Linked DNA regions of Homo sapiens: region 2 is linked to region 1. The links are chromatin loops, found by intact Hi-C in ENCODE. Cell type or tissue: dorsolateral prefrontal cortex. All regions are shown on one strand. Each heading gives the region's core, and the rest is flanking DNA. Links, peaks and the distances in the headings are about the cores only.

Region 1 (8,333 bases), core at 48-8,047:
ATATTTGTGTGCATGCTTGTATTGTGTTTGTGTATGTTTGTCTGTGTAGTATGTGTTTGTGTGTGTTTGAGTATATGAGTGTGTTTATGTTTATATGTGTGTTTGAGTGTGTGTGAGATTCTGTGTGTGTGTGTGTGTGTGCTGCAACAGCAGCCGGGGAAAGGGTTAGGATGCATGGAATGGTGAAGGTGCTGGCCAGCCTTCCACTGCACATGCTATTTAATAAGCATATCTGACTCATCCACCACTTGGCTTGTTGGGTGGTAGAGGAGAGTGGAGGTCATTAGGAGAGGAAAGTATATTAGAAATGAGTGTTTTCCTTTCCAATCTAGCCCTATCCTGTTTCTAGATACCTCTAAGTTATTAAAGCAGGTTCCCTTTAGAGATCTGTTTCCTATTCTATAAGTAGAATTTATGTATTTGTTCAACAAGCATTGCCTGAGCACCTTCAGCTGGGACAGACAGCACAAAACTGTTTCATTTTCTCCCAGAAACTCCCTATTGGTTGGCGTCTAGGATCCTGTCTGAGATGTTCATGAACATACATTACCAACTTGGATGCTGGGGAAGAACGGAGTTTGGTCCATGCCCAAGAGCCATGCCAAAGAACCAGAAGCCCTACTCCCAATCTGAACACGCCTGTGCTTTGGGCTCAGATAAACTGACATCGCTCTAACTCCCAATCAAAGCCAGGGTTGGGGCCCCATGGAATAGCAGGGGCGGTGGGTGCAGAGCAGTGGAGCGAGCATCTGATGGGGCAGGGTGCGCACCTCGCCAAAGCTGGGTGTGGCTTTGTCACCCACCATTCTAGGTTAGGCTTGACGTTTCATGGACAATTCACAGCAATGGGGGCTCGCTCTGTAAGATGCAGTGCAGGGTTAAGGGGTGCGGATTGATCCCAAAAGAGAACAGAGCTGGTCTTGATAGAGGTTGGACCGCCTTAGAGCACAGGATGCTGGCACTGAAAAGCAGTGACAGGGCTGGGGTGCAGTTCAGGGCAGCTGGGCCCGGCCAGCAGCAGCTCATGGCTGGCGTCCTCAGCAGCCTCTGATCCCAGTGATGGCGTGACCAGGTCTCCCCTAGGAAATGGGTTCTTTTGAACTTTTCAGAGGTATGAAGGAAAGCCTCCCTTTTTATGAGTTCTGCTGCAGGCAGAGGAAGTGGCTGTGTGCAGAGGAGAGCAATTAGAGGCAAAGGTCGGCAAACTGCTCACCAGGCAGGGCATGCTGCAGCCTGTCGGGGATGGATGGGGTGTGGGCCAAGGCTCTAGTGCCCTCCTGCTGTGGGATCTGGGTGCGGGGAGGAGCTCCTGGACAAAGGCAGGAAGCCACTTCAAGGTATCCCCATTTGGGATGAATCCACTTTGACCCCACTTGCCACAGTACTCTGGAAGACAGTGGCTTGGTCCAGCTCCCCATTCATCCAGTGTTGTTAGGAATGTCTAAGCAGGCCAGGCACGGTGGCTGACGCCTATAATCCCAGCACTTTGGGAGGTCAAGGTGGGCAGATCACCTGAGGTCAGGAGTTCGAGACCAGCCTGACCAACATGGAGAAACCCCAACTCTACTAAAAATACAAAAAATTAGCCAGGCATGGTGGCACATGCCTGTAATCCCAGCTACTCGGGAGGCTGAGGCAGGAGAATTGCTTGAACCCGGGAGGCAGAGGTTGCGGTGAGCTGAGATGACGCCATTGCACTCCAGTCTGGGCAACCAGAGCAAAACTCTGCACCAAAAAAAAAAAAAGAAAAAAGAAAAGAAAAAGAAAAGAAAAGAAAGAAACTTCTAAGTAGCCCATATCTAATCTGGTGGTGGGAGATAGTTAGTTCTTTTTTTCCCCAGCAATTCTGCGTCCCAAAGTGCCCTATCACATCCTAGAGCCACACAGCTCTCCTGCGGGGATCTAGACCAAGATTAACACATGACGTGCTGCATCCCACAAGGTGGACACCCCTTCCAGTGTGCCCAGGATTGAGTGGCTTCCTGGGATGCAGGACTTTCAGGGCTAAAGCCAGAACAAACTGGTCCCCTACCCACATGACCCTTATCCCTCCAGAAAGAGACCCAGGCCTTCAAAGGAAACAAACTAAGCTACCCCTGTGGACAGAAGGCACCTAGACCAGCCCCCCAGTTGGAAGACAGACCCAGCATCATTTGAAGATTAGAGGTGTGGAACCTTCCAGACTAGTCCCCAACCAAACCACTGGTGCCAATCCAGGCCTGAATGGTCCCCTAAGCCAGGCTGAGCCGAGCCTGGGCACTGAGCTGTACCCTCCTCTGAGCCAGCTGAGGTTGTGTCCCCATCCCACCCACCCACCCTCTCTGGGATCCCAGGTCCCTAGAGCAACTCTTGTCACATCTGACCAGGTAGGTGCCTGGGTATGGTGAGGATGCACACCATCCAGGGTGATGCCCACATGGCACTGCCAGTTCTGTGCATCGGGCTATGAAGAACACTCTCGTGGGGTTTATTTTTGCTGACATCTCTTAGCCCTGGTAGGGTGGAGTGGGGTTGGGGATGGGTGCAGTGTGAGCAAATTGTGGCTAATTTTGCTTCTGCTGACCAAGAGACTAGATGAGGTTTATAGAATGCACGTAAAAAGCTGAGGGAAGTGGAATGGGGTTTCCACTGGCCTTCTTTTCACCCTGTGGGTGGCTCAGCCTCCCCTCTGTATATCCCAGCCCTATGCCTACAGAGGCTCCCTTGTACCCACAGGCGTTGGTCTCAGGCCTGGATACAGGGAAATGAAGAGCATGGAGAAAAAGTGAGCAGGAAGGGAGAAGAAAAGGAGGTGGATGGGTAAGGAGAGAAAAGACAGGGCCCCAAACTTGCCTCAGTGCCCTGAGTAAAGATGCTTACCAATTCCTAAATACCGCAGTGGCTAAGAGCTCTACATCTATCAGCCACATGCTGACTCCTCCAACAACTCTAGAAGCCAGGCTGGCTTCTGTCCCATTTTTACATAAAAAGAAACTGCCTCAGAGAAGCTGAGCAATTTACCCACAGTAACACAGCAGTCAGTCTCATCACAGGGAGGCGTGACTGCAAAGCTCTCAGCAGCGATAATATACAGCTTTCTGTCTTTTAAACTTCTATTTGTAGAAGTACACGGTGAATCTCCATGCCAAGGAAGCTTTCTATCATCCTAACTGAAAGACCTACAGGCACCGAACTCATTAACAGAAGTACCTGGGGAGTCAGAACCCCTCGCCTGAGTGCTGGGAACGGCTGATGCGCGCCCCCTGCCGGCTGTTCCGAAAACAATCAAATAACGTGAGGCTGGCAGCCTGGACCGGGATGCTTCACAAAGAAACGAGAAAACGGCAGCCATGCTGAGACTGTTCTGGATTTGGAATATGCAATTCTGGAGACAAGAGAGAAAAGAGAGGAGTAATTCAAAACGGCTAGTTCCCTAGAGGAATGTTTGAGAGAGTGGTTGTAAAATGCAAATGGCCTTTCAGCTTGAAAATTTGCAGTGGCAGGTAGATTCACACAACCTGAATTCAGAATACAAAGAAAAGGCAAGAAATGAGATGTAATCCTTGACTAAAAATAAAAACAATCACAAAAGCCATACATAGATATATAGAAAATGTTGACAAAAACAATATTTGAGTGCTTACTATGAGCCAAGTACCATTCTAAGAGCTTTGCCTTTATTATCTCATCTAAGCTTCATAGCAATTCTATGAAATAATACTGATTTATCAGATGTGGAAAATAGGGCATACAGATGTAAAGCAACTTGTATAAGGCCAAACAGCTAGAAAGTAGCAGTACTTTACAGGGATAGATACAGTAAACAAAAGGCAGGTGGAAGAGGGATTACAGGTTGCTCTTATCCAGAGTGGTTGCAGCCAGGTGCAGTAGCATGTGCCTGTAACCCCAGCTACTTGAGAGGCTGAGACAGGAGGACCTTTTGAGCTCAGGAGTTTGAATCCAGCCTGGGCAATATAGCTAGACGCCCTCCCCCTTCCCACCCCCCCGCCGCCGCCATATCTAAAAAATAAAAAATGTCAGGCGTGGTGGCTCACACCTGTAATCCCTACACTTTGGAAGGCCGAGACTGGAGAATTACTTGAGCCCAAGAATTCAAGACCAGCCTGGGCAACATAGCAAGACCTCTCCCCACCCCTATATGTACAAAAAAATTTTTAAAAATTAGCCAGGCATGGTGGTGCTCCTGTAGCCCCAGCTTCAGGAGACTGAGGGGGGAGAATCACTTGAGACCAGGAGGTTGAGGCTGCAGTGATCACGCCACTGCATTCAGCCTTGGTGACAGAGTGAGACCCTGTCTCAAAAATAAATAAATAAATAAATAAATAAATAAATAAATAAAAATGCTTGAGACCAGAAATGTTTCCAATTCGGGAATTTTTTGGAATATATAAGATATATTCCAAAGTCAACATTTTTAAAAAGATATATAATGAGGTATCTTGAAGATGAACCCCAAATCTTAAGACAAAATTCATTTATGTTTTATATATAAACCCTTATAAACACAGCTTCCAAGTAATTTTATGCAATATTTTTAATAATGTTGTGCATGACAAAGTCTTGAATGTGTTTTGACTGTGATCTGTCACGTGAAGTTAAGTGTGGAATTTTCTACTTGTGGCATCATATTGCTGCTCAAAAAGCTTTGGATTTTAAAGCATTTTTGATTTTGGATTTTCGGATTAGGGATACTCCACCTGCCTAGACTGCGGGAACAAATATGCCGGCTTCCCACGCGTGGGAAGTGATAGTGTTTTCCAGGAGTGATGAGGTATTTGAGCTGCCTGTTGCTCCTTCCTTATTCCCATTCCCCTTGTAACCAAAACAAACAAACAAACCAGCTAGGCATGTGTAAGCCCGAAGGCTAAGGTTGCTCATGTCTGGCCACAGTAAAGAAGAAGCCCAACCAGCTCCCCCTCCCAGAACTGGAATTTCTGTCCCCTGTACCATGAAAACATCTCACCTCCTGAGCTGAGTAGCCACAGAGACAAAGAGGGTAAGGAAGGGAAAGAACCTTAGGCTTGGGGCTGTTTCCTATACCTGTGGTTTTTAAAAGGAATCTGGCATTCCTAGGCAGACAAGAATGCAAACTGGCCAAGGTACAGAGACACCTGAATCCTGTTCCTCAGACCCAGAGAGACGCTGGGAGGTCATATTTCCTGCTTTGTTTTCTGCTGTAAGATTCCGCTGTAACTCCTTGCCTAACAGAAGTGGGTGAGTGAAGGCAGCAACGTTTCCTACAGCGGACCTCCGTGTGACTCCAGCTCCTCCCTAAAACATAAAGCCTGCTAGAGCATGGGGCTGAAGAGAGTGAAGAGAAATCACTGCGTGGCTTTGGGTGTCAGTGGCAGGTGTTCTTACTGTATAGAGGGGAGCTGAAGACTCCCTGGACGCAAGTCTCCACCCCAGTTAGAGGGAGGAGTTGGTAAACTGGGGGAGGCGGCAGAGAAAAAGTTTCAACCTCAACACTGAAAAACAGCCTGGGGATCTTGGCAGGGTTTTAGCCCTCACATCTGCCTTCGAATGAGGGACTTCCAGCTGACCTCTGACAGTGTCCTCCAGTATTATGCAAGGGCAGAGTTAAGCTTTTGGCAGCAGGCAGGAGCACAGAAGTGCCAGGGACATTCTGTTAACAAAGCACAAAGGGTAGAAGGAAGGAACAAGCCATTCTTGTCCACTGTGCAGACTGAGCTCCATTGTGTTGATCCAACATGACAGAATTTGTTTCATTAAAGACTCCCTCCTCACCACCACTGTCAAAGCCAAATCCCTCCAAAAGCCAGAACCCAAGCCCCAATGTGCTGCAAGGATTCTGCAGCTCTGCAGTCAGTGGGTGAAGCCCAAAGCTCCAGCGAAAACCCAACTGCCCAGATCTGCAAGCTGTGGGGAGGGCAGGCCATTTGGCCGTAACCCACCCACTCAAGGGATCGCTCCTTTCCACTTGTCTGGGCAGAGTGGGAAGGAGAGCCTCCAGAAACCGGCGGGGAGGAAGTTTGCTGGGGCTCCACTGTGTCACTGATTTATGGAAGCCTTTCAGGGCCAGAATGACACCATCCGCCTACCTCCTGCTAATTCATATTCTCAGAGCTTTAAATCATGGTGACAGCCCCACCAGGCGCTCTGATCAGTTGAGGGCTTCCAGGGCCCTGCGGGCCAGAGCACCCCACAGCCGCACTGCAGGTTACACCCCCACCTGCCCCAAATACATCCCAACTCCTGCTGCTCTCGGGCCCTCTGCTCAATCCGATAATCCACGGAGAAATGACCTTCCTTTCACTGATGTAGAAGCTCTCTCAACTGAAAAAATTGCAGAAGTTAGAAAAAAATAATTGACATTATGACTCACCCCTACCTCCTACTATTGCTAAGCTTCGAAGTAAACACCTGCTACTGTAAACTGAATAAATGCTAAATCACTAAGATCTTTTGTTAAACAAATTCTGCCACACCACTGCTGTCTTGCTGGGCTGGAGGAATTTTCTGATCGCCCAAAGCATCTTGAGTGCTGTTATTTCCAACCTACCTTTAAATGTGAGACCAAACCTTTGAAGTATACTGCCTCTTGCAAAAAAATAAAAATAAAAACCACACACACTAAAAAGCCTGATTATTTCTGAGGAACACCACAGTAGTTCACTCTCTGTGTGGTAGCTATAGTCAAAAGCACAAAAAACAGAGCAGGTAGAAGCAGAAATTAGGCGGGAAATAAAGACCAAGCTGGCGAGAAATTGGAGAAAGGCTTTCCAAAGCAATGTGACAAGGAAAAGGGAAACTTGAGAAAGATATTTTTCTCTGAGATCAGAGCTGTGCTCCACAGCCAAAGTTAAGGTGAGCCCTGCAATTGTCAGCCAGTAAGCATCTATTATGCTCCCAGTACACACCTGGCCTTGTATTTGGAATTAGAGGTCACCTCCGAGTTTACCTAAGCTCTTCTAGAAAAACAGATCCACCATTATACATTTAAATTATCCAGTCTGCTATGTGGCTTTTCCTGTCCTGCTTCTTGTGACGTAAGGGATTCTGTCTTTGAAACAAGGGGGCCAGAGATGTACTGTGATCCATAAATTCAACTCGGGATCAAACAAGATACTCAGGACCCTGGGATCTTGGCCAGGACGTGCCCTAACTTGCTTCATGTACAATGGGCTGTCATGTCACTGTTCTCTCAAAAACTCCAGACGGGAAGTAAGGGTTGTGACTAATTTCAAAGGGCACAGCGGGGAGCCACACTGCCTGGAAAGCAGGCTGCAGGCATTGCCTCCCGGGGAGTTTGATTCTGAGTTTTATTCTAACATGATCAAAGCAGTAGTTGGGGTGGGGAGCATTCTGAAAAGGAGGCATCAGATTAGGACTATCTGAATTTAAATTCTATTTCTACTTGGGAAAATATGCATTTAAATCATTGACAGCTTCAAAATTCTAATGATTCTGTGAACTATTGGAATTAGTAAGAGACTCATCAAACCAAGAGTAATTAAATGACCAGCTGTGGGCAGTGTGGGACTTCAGACAAAGCAGAGAGAGGTCTGTGTGAGGAGGCACAAGCTTGGCCCTCTGTGGGGCGGGGTGGGTGGTGATTTTGGTCAGGAAAATACACCAGCAGCAAAGGCACCACTGCCAGTCCACACGTGGGCTCTTAGTCTTGAGCCCCTCCACATTGATTTCTTTCCCTTACTGTACCTATGTTAAGGCACGGAAGTTTTCACCATGGGCATGTTTAGGTGAAGCCCGCTGTCCACAATGACCTGGGCAGGTGGGAGGCTCTCCAGGGACCCTTCTCTATTTGCCTAGGCATTTGGCTCTCTCCTGCCTCTATCACAGGTAGACCGGCCTCTTAGACTAAGCCACTGGACAGCTTGGGGAAAATGGGGCCTCTCTGATGGCTTTTTTCTTTAGGATAAGTTTCAAGTGCTCTAACAGAGACTCACAAGAATCGTGGCTTAAACAAGATAGATGTCTATTGCTCTGTCTCCCAGTCGTCCAGGCAAATAGTAAGTCAAGGCTGGAATGGCAGCTGCACAGGATCTAAGACCCTGGTTCCTCTTTTCCAGTTGCTCTGCCATCTCTACGGTGCTGCCCTTGTTGGCATTCTCCAAACTGGCTTCCCCGTCCCCACAATGTTCTAGGCAACAGGATGGAGGATGGGATAGAAAAAGATCACACCCCTTCCTGTTAAGGATATGATCTAGAAGTTACATCCAATGATTTCACTCACAGTCTTTTGGCCAGAACTGAGTGTGTTACCACACCCAGAGACAGGGGCATCTAGGAAATAGAGTCTTGATCCTAGGCCACCCAAATGCAAATCCTATCACTATCAAAGGAGGAATGGA
Region 2 (8,333 bases), core at 170-8,169, 560 kb before region 1:
ATAACTAATATTAATCCTTCTTAATCCCTTCCAAAAACTTGAAGAGGAGGGAGTACTCCCTAACTCATTCTATGAGGCTACAATTGCCCTGATACCAAAGCAAGACAAAGATTTTACAAGAAAAAACTGTAGAATAATATCCCATATGAAGATTGATGTATAAAAATCCTCACCATACCCTAGGACTGTGAGGTGAAATTCATCATAGAAAAGGAAAGCCAAGCAGAAGCCTAAAACTATACCCCTAGTCTGCCTGGGTGCGGTGGCTCACACCTGTAATCCTAGCATTTTAGGAGGCCGAGGTGGGTGGATTACCTGAGGTTGGGAGTTTGAGACCAACCTAACCAACATGGAGAAACCCCATCTCTACTAAAAATACAAAATTAGCCAGGTGTGGTGGTGCATGCCTGTAATCCCAGCTAGTCAGGAGGCTGAGGCAGGAGAATTGCTTGAACCCAGGAGGCAGAGGTTGCGGTGAGCTGATATTGCACCATTGTACTCCAGCCTGGGCAACAAGAGCGAAACTCTGTCTCAAAAAAAAAAAAAAAAAAAATCTCCTTAAGCTGATAAGCAACTTCAGCAAAGTTTCAGGATACAAAATCAATGTGCAAAAAATCACAAGCATTCCTATACACCAATAACAGACAAACAGAGAGCCAAATCATGAGTGAACTCCCATTCACAGTTGCTACAAAGAGAATAAAATACCTAGGAATCCAACTTACAAGGGATGTGAAGGACCTCTTCAAGGAGAACTACAAACTACTGCTCAACAAAATAAAGGAGGAGACAAACAAATGGAAGAACATTCCATGCTCATGGATAGGAAGCATCAATATCATGAAAATGGCCGTACTGCCCAAGGTAATTTATAGATTCAATGCCATCCCCATCAAGCTACCAATGATTTAACAGAATTGGAAAAAACTACTTTAAAGTTCATGGAACCAAAAAAGAGCCCTCATTGCCAAGACAATCTTAAGCAAAAAGAACAAAGCTGGAGGCATCACGCTACCTGACTTCAAACTATACTACAAGGCTACAGTAACCAAACAGCATGGTACTGGTCCCAAAACAGAGATATAGACCAATGGAACAGAACAGAGCCCTCAGAAATAACACCACACACCTACAACCATCTGATCTTTGACAAACCTGGCAAAAACAATAACTGGGAAAAGGATTCCCTATTTAATAAATGGTGCTGGGAAAACTGGCTAGCCATATGTAGAAAGCTGAAACTGGATCACTTCCTTACACCTTATACAAAAATTAATTCAAGATGGATTCAAGACTTAAACATTAGGCCTAAAACCATAAAAACCCTAGAAGAAAACCTAGGCAATACCATTCAGGACATAGGCATGGGCAAGGACGTCATGACTGAAACACCAAAAGCAATGGCAACAAAAGCCAAAATTGACAAATGGGGTCTAAATAAATTAAAGAGCTTCTGCACAGCCAAAGAAACTACCATCAGAGTGAACAGGTAATCTACAGAATGGGAGAAAATTTTTGCAATCTACCCATCTGACAAAGGACTAATATCCAGAATCTACAGAGAACTTAAACAAATTTACAAGAAAAAAACAAACAAACCCATCAAAAAGTGGACAAAGTATATGAACAGACACTTCTCAAAAGAAGACATTTATGCAGCCAAAAGACACATGAAAAAATGCTCATCATCACTGGTCATCAGAGAAATGCAAATCAAAACCACAATGAGATATCATCTCACACCAGTTAGAATGGTGATCATTAAAAAGTCATGAAACAACAGGTGCTGGAGAGGATGTGGAGAAATAGGAACACTTTTACACTGTTGGTGGGAGTGTAAACTAGCTCAACCATTGTGGAAGACAGTGTGGCGATTCCTCAAGGATCTAGAACTAGAAATACCATTTGACCCAGCGATCCCATTACTGGGTATATACCCAAAGGATTATAAATCATGCTACTATTAAGACAAATGCACGCGAGTGTTTATTTGCAGCACTATTCACAATAGCAAAGACTTGGAACCAACCCAAATGTCCATCAATGATAGACTGGGTTAAGAAAATGTGGCACATATACACCATGGAATACTATGCTGCCACAAAAAAGGATGAGTTCATGTCTTTTGCAGGGACATGGATGAAGCTGTAAACCATCATTCTGAGCAAACTATCACGAGGACAGAAAACCAAACACTGCATGTTCTCACTCATAGGTGGGAACTGAACAATGAGAACAGTTGGACACAGGGCAGGGAACACCACACACTGGGTCCTGTTGTAGGGTGGGGGGCTGGGGGAGGGATAGCATTAGGAGAAATACCTAATGTAAATGACGAGCTAATGGATGCAGCAAACCAACATGGCACATGTATACCTATATAACCAATCTGCATGTTCTGCACATTAAAAAAACTATATCCCTAGTCAAGAGAGAACAAGACAAAATGCTGCATCAAGGGGAATGGCAGAGATAAGTGACACCCTCAAGGGTCTAAAGAATGCAGCAATAGTGTCCCCATGATATTTCTGTTTAAATCACCATTCTGTCCCCTCGGGATCTGGCTGCTCTTGGTGGATGACTCTAGACCAGAGGTCCACAACTACAGATTCTGTGCCCAAATTGTCAGCTGCCTGTTTTTGTATATGGTTTTAACTTTTGTGAACAATTGAGAAAAATAAAAAGAATGATATTTTGTAGTATTTGAAAATTATGTGAAATTCAAATTTCAACAGTTATGAATAAAGTTTTATGACAGCGCAGTTGCACTCATTCATTTATGTATCTTACGGCTGCTTTTGTGATTCAAAGATCAGAGTTGAATAGTCTGGACAGAGACCTTGTGTGGTGTTCTCATTATTTCCCCTTGCTTTAGACACATCACAAACCACAGTGAGGCAACTAGCACACTACAGTGTTTCAAGTGCTATACTTTTTGCCATGCTATGACTTTTCATTTATTTATTTTATCACACTGTAACTGTAACAAGAGAATACAATGTGTGTGCAAATTACCAGACTAGGCACTTATCACAATATTCTCAACTCATAGGAAAGCAATAATAAGGAAAATCGGAAAAGTTAAGCATATTCTTACTATTGAGTTTAAGAAGAAAAAAGAAAAGTTAAAAAAAATTAAGCAGCAATATCTCAACACATAGCTGACATTATTTTTCTTTATTTTTATTTTTCTTTTCTGTTTTTCTTTTCTTTTCTTTTCTTTTCTTTTTTTTTTTTTTTTTTTTTTTTTGAGACGGAATTTCACTCTGTCCCCCAGGCTGGGGTGCAGTGGCATGATCTCAACTCACTGCAACCTCCGCCTCCCGAGATCAAGCGATTCTCCTGCCTCAGCCTCCCACGTAGCTGGGATTACGCGCGCGCGACACCATACCTGGCTAATTTTTGTATTTTTAGTAGAGACGGGGCTTCACCATGTTGGCCAGGCTGGTCCCGAACTCCTGACCTCAAGTGATCCACCCGCCTTGGCCTCTCAAAGTGCTGGGATTACAGGCGCGAGCCGCCACGCCCGGCCAACATAGCTGGATTTCTTTTTCTTCTCCCCTCCCCTCCCCTCCCCTTCCCTCCCCTCCCCTCCCCTCCCCTCCTCTCCCCTCTCCTTTTTTTCTCTTCCCTTCTCTTCTTTTCTTATCTTCTGTCGCCCAGGCTGGAGAGCAGTGGCACTATCACGGCTCACTGCAGTCTTGACCTCTCGGGCTCGCGTGATCTCCCACTTCAGCCTACCGAGTAGCTGGGACTACAGATGTGTGCCACCAGGCTCGGCTAATTTTTTGTAGTTTTTGTAGAGGCGAGGTTTCTCCATATTTCCCAGGCTGGTCTCGAACTCCTGGGCATCGGCCCTCCTCGGCCTCCCAAAGTGTTGGGATTACAGGTGTGAGCCGCTGCGCTCGGCCTGGATTTCTTCATAAAGATAAAATTGGAAATAAAATTGCAGCCCAAGTAAGCTTCCAAGTGGCTCATTTGTTCCTCAAATGAGGAAAGCCATTTGCGGATAGCGAATCAACAAATCATGTTTGTACTCATTTTCTCAGAAACGTATTCTGAGAAAATAATCTTTATGAAGAATGTTAACCTTTTTGCTAGGTGGGGTGGGACTTTGGGAAAAAACCCAACAGTTTATTAAAACAAACAAAGCAAGAAACCAAATTGTCCGGCAGAGGGCAGCATTACCCCACAGAGCCAAAACCTTTGCCAGGAGGAACCCGTGTTCATTGCCAAGATTGATTGATTTTGAGACAGAGGTTTGTCCTTGTTGCCCAGGCTGGAGTGCAATGGCGCAATCTCAGCTCATTGCAACCTCCGTCTCCCAGGTTCAAGCAATTCTTCTGCTTCAGCCTCCCGAGTAGCTGGGTTTACAGGCGCCTGCCACCATGACCGGCTAATTTTTTGTATTTTGGTAGAGATGGGGTTTCACCATGTTGGCCATTTTGGTCTCGAAATCCTGACCTCAGGTGATCCACCGACCTCAGGTGATCCATCCGCCTCGGCCTCCCAAAGTGCTGGGATTACAGGTGTGAGCCACCGTGCCCGGCTTGCCAAGCTTTATTAACTAACATTTGTGGTGCCAGGCTGTTATGGTGATTTCTTCCTATTAGCTTATTTAATCTTCATGAAAACCCTTCAAGATAGGTACTATTTTATTTTCATTTTACAAATAAGAAAACTGAAACTCAGAATGGCTAAGTGACTTTTACCTGGTTCACATATCAATTAAGGTCAAGCCTTTGGCTCCAGGACCTATGTTTTTATTGAAGTAAATGATTATAAAGTGCCTGCTATGCACTAGGCATGGTCTAAGCACTTCACATGCTTTAATTACTTTAATCTTTATGATAACCCCAAGATTTAGGTACTATTATTACCATTTCCATTGTACCGATAAAGAAACCAAGATAAAGAGGTGAAGGTGATCCTACCTTCCCAAGGGAACTCCCACTGTCAGGCTTGAGTCCACAGGAGAGGCTCTAGCTGCTCTACGTGGCAGCACTAGGGTGAAGGCAGTGAGGCTCCTACTGCTCTGGTTCTGGCTGGGTCACACATGTCGGGGATGGGTTGCCAGCTCCCTCAATAAACCCCTACCTAGTCTTCTGAGTGACTCAAATCAGGTATCTTTGGTAGAGTGGAGTGGGGAACAGTAATATATCTTTGAGTGGAGTGGGGACAGTAATATATCTTTGAGTAGAGTGGGATGGGGAACACTAATATGAGTCCCAGAGTCCCAGGATTGAGAACCTGCAGTTCTGATGTCAGAGAGCAGAAGTTGGATGTCCTAGCTCCAGAATAAAGAGCAAATTTGTCCTTCCCCTGTCTTTTTGTTCTGTTGAGACCTTCAAGGAATTGGAAGAATAATGCCTATCCACATTGGTGAGGACAGATCATTTTGACTCAGTCTAGTGGTTCAAATAGTAATACCTTCTACCCTGGGAGAAAGCAGTCCCTCCAGGGTCAGCAAGGCCCCAAGATGTCAAAGCATCAAAAATACAGAATAAAAAGGTCATAATTAACACAAGATGGACAAAAGCCTTCTTCACCCCAGCATCTAGAAGTGTTCTTTTTTTTTTGACAGAACCTTGCTCTCACCAAGGCTGGAGTGCAGTGGTGTGATCTCGGCTCACTGCAACCTCTGCCTCCCGGGTTCAAGTGATCCCCCCACCTGAGCCTCCCAAGTAGCTAGGATTGCAGGCGTGCACCACCATGCCTGGCTAATTTTTTTGTATTTTTAGTAGAAACAGGGTTTCACCATGTTGGCCAGTCTGGTATCGAACTCCTGACTTCAAGTGATCCATCCACCTTAGCCTTTCCAAGTGCTAGGATTACAGGTGTGAGCCACCGTGCCTGGTCTAAGAGCATTCTTTGTTAAAAATTTATTTTATTTTTTCCTAATTGACAAATAGTTGTTGTACATAGTCATGAGGTACCTAGTGATGTTTTGATACAAATAATATCTGGTGATCAGATCATGGTAATCAGTGTATTCATCATTTCAAAGGTTTATCATTTCTTTGTGTTGGGAACATTCAATATCCTCTTTCTCACTGTTTGAAACTATATAATATATTATTGTTAACTATAGTCATCCTACAGTGATATAGAACACTAGAACTAATTCCCCTTACCTATCTGTTTTTTTGTATCCTTTAACAAATCTCTCCCTATCCCTCCCTTCCTATCCTTCCTAGCCTCCAGTGTAAGAGTATTCTTGCTCAGGGTGGTGTGGCAGCCCCTGTTTGGAAGCCAGCAGGGAATGTGCACCCCTGTGACTGAAGACTTGAAAGTCCCCATTCCACAAGACTCAGGCTACTTGGGTACTAAGTAGGACTAAAACCAGAGAAAAAGTAGGCTGGAGCAAAATTTATTGTGCTTTTGGATAAATATCCAGCATTTCCTGTAAAATGTTACAGCAATTCCCTCATGGAATGTAACGAGACTAGAAAAGCCCTCCCAGAGATTTCCCCACCTAGTTTTGTGGAATGTAACTCAGGTGGCTGACCCAGGGTCTGAGATTTGCATAGTGACTTTTAGCGCAAAACATTACCTTTCTTGTGCCTCATCTAGCAAGGCAATTTAGCCTCACTTGTCTGTTATTATTATTATTTTTTAACTATCGAAAGCTCTCTAACAGAAGGAAATCTGAGCTGGCTCTGTTGGAAATAGCTTTCCTTGTAGTCAGGGTGAAATAAACTTCTGTCATGAGCTTGCTATCAGTTCACCTGAGAGATATGTTTTAACACCTAAATAGGTTCATTTAACCAACAAGGAAGTGCTTCTTCTTTTCTGGACACTGCTCCAGTGCTGGGATTCAGAGACTGACCCCATCCTTGGAGCAAGTGGTTAAATAACAGAAGACATAAAAATAAATCAATAATCACAAAACATGTTACAGATGTTTAAAGAACAGTGGAAGCCCAGAGGGAGGGATCAGTAACTGCCTGGTGGCATCCAGGAAGAGCTCAAGGAACTAACATGTTGACAGAGTTTTGAAAGGCAAACTTAGACACGAGGAGGCAGATGCTGGAGGGGAAAAGGTGCAGAGGCATTGAATCTTAAACACACTTGCATCCACGCCAGAAGCAGTCGGGGATGTAGGATGCTGGGAACTTCACAGTTGCTTGGCCTGTGGGAGCCCCTCTCTCACCTTGTTCTTCTAGTTTCTGACTCCAGGCCTCTCTCTGGCCTGTATCTCCATTTATCCCTCCATGTTGGACTTGATTCTGGGAAATCGACCCATGTTTTCAATGACTACATTTGATGTTACCTTTGATCAATACTATTTTTAAATAAAGCAATAAAGTGATAAATACAGCCATATCTCTGGTTAAGAACTTATGAAAAGTTACTGGAGTAGAACTAGAGTCATACTTGACTCACCAAGATTTTTTTATTGTATTATTTAAAAATGATACAATAAAAACCATAATTGTGATATTGTCATATAATAAAAAATAAAGGTTTGGTCTTTGGTCCAGGTTCCTGGCACAGAGCTTCTAAAACTGGTGGAATTTCCTGAGTGATAGTCTTTTGTTATTTATAGTAAGCCTCTTCAACTGTACATGAGTTTATGCTGATGAGATAACTCCTGGTGGTTGCCAAGATAGCTTTAGGATGGGACCTGGTTGCCAGAGTGATTAGAGGGTTACTCACCAATGGCCGATGATTTAATCAATCATACCTATGTAATGGAAGCTCCATAAGACCCCAAAGCAATGGGGTTGAACAGCTTCCAGGTTAGTGGACGCATCCACTTGCTGGGAGGATGCCACACCCCAGCTCCACTGGGACAGAAGCATCTGTGCTTGAGCATCTTCTGGACCTTGCTGTATATACCTTTGCACATGGCTGTTCATGTGTATCCTTTGTAATGGACTGGTAAATGTAAGTAAAATGCTGAGTTCTGTGTGCTCTTCTAGCAAATATCCAACCTAAAAAGAGGGTTGTGGAAATCCCCAATTTATAGCCAGTTGATGAGAAGGATGGATGGCCCCAAATTGCGATTGGCATGTGAAGTGGGGGCTGTCTTGTGGGACCAAGCCTTTAACCTGTGAGTTTCAAGCTAACTCTTGGTAGATAGTGCCAGAGTTCAATTGTAGAACACTTAGCTGGTGTCGGAGAAATGGTCGGTGAGGGCAAACCACCACACACATTTGGCATCAGAAGTGTTCTGTGGGCAGAAACAGATCATAGTAGCAATAACACAGTGCTAAGATGTCATTAGTTGTGAGACACATCCTGATTTCACAGGCACTAAATTATAAAAAGAGCTTTGTCTTAGAATCGATAAAATACACCATCTCGACAGCTGTGTCTGGCTGCTCGCC

Evidence for each region. A loop is a pair of places that touch in the nucleus more often than their neighbours do. Peaks named below come from ENCODE experiments on the same cell type or tissue, not always from the same donor. Only the 100,000 strongest peaks of a DNase experiment are listed, where the experiment ranks them.
Region 2: it touches region 1 in a loop (19-fold over the local background); 59 of 110 quality-filtered maps call a loop at or near these places.

Annotation. Positions count from the first base shown.
Region 1 is chr1:229,224,402-229,232,734 of GRCh38, forward strand. No RefSeq gene overlaps it. Among named protein-coding and RNA genes, the nearest start is that of TMEM78, 21 kb to the right of the region's middle. RefSeq lists enhancers at 489-1,062, 3,653-4,378. In dorsolateral prefrontal cortex, for the core only: CTCF peaks have their summits at 3,250 (motif pointing left), 3,449, 5,367 and 7,465; DNase peaks (open chromatin) are centred at 3,260, 5,490, 7,195 and 7,520; H3K4me3 peaks cover 1,592 bases; H3K27ac peaks cover 7,915 bases.
Region 2 is chr1:228,660,401-228,668,733 of GRCh38, forward strand. It overlaps a transcript of RHOU not described here. Among named protein-coding and RNA genes, the nearest start is that of RHOU, 71 kb to the right of the region's middle. In dorsolateral prefrontal cortex, for the core only: CTCF peaks have their summits at 4,184 (motif pointing right) and 4,388; a DNase peak (open chromatin) is centred at 4,201.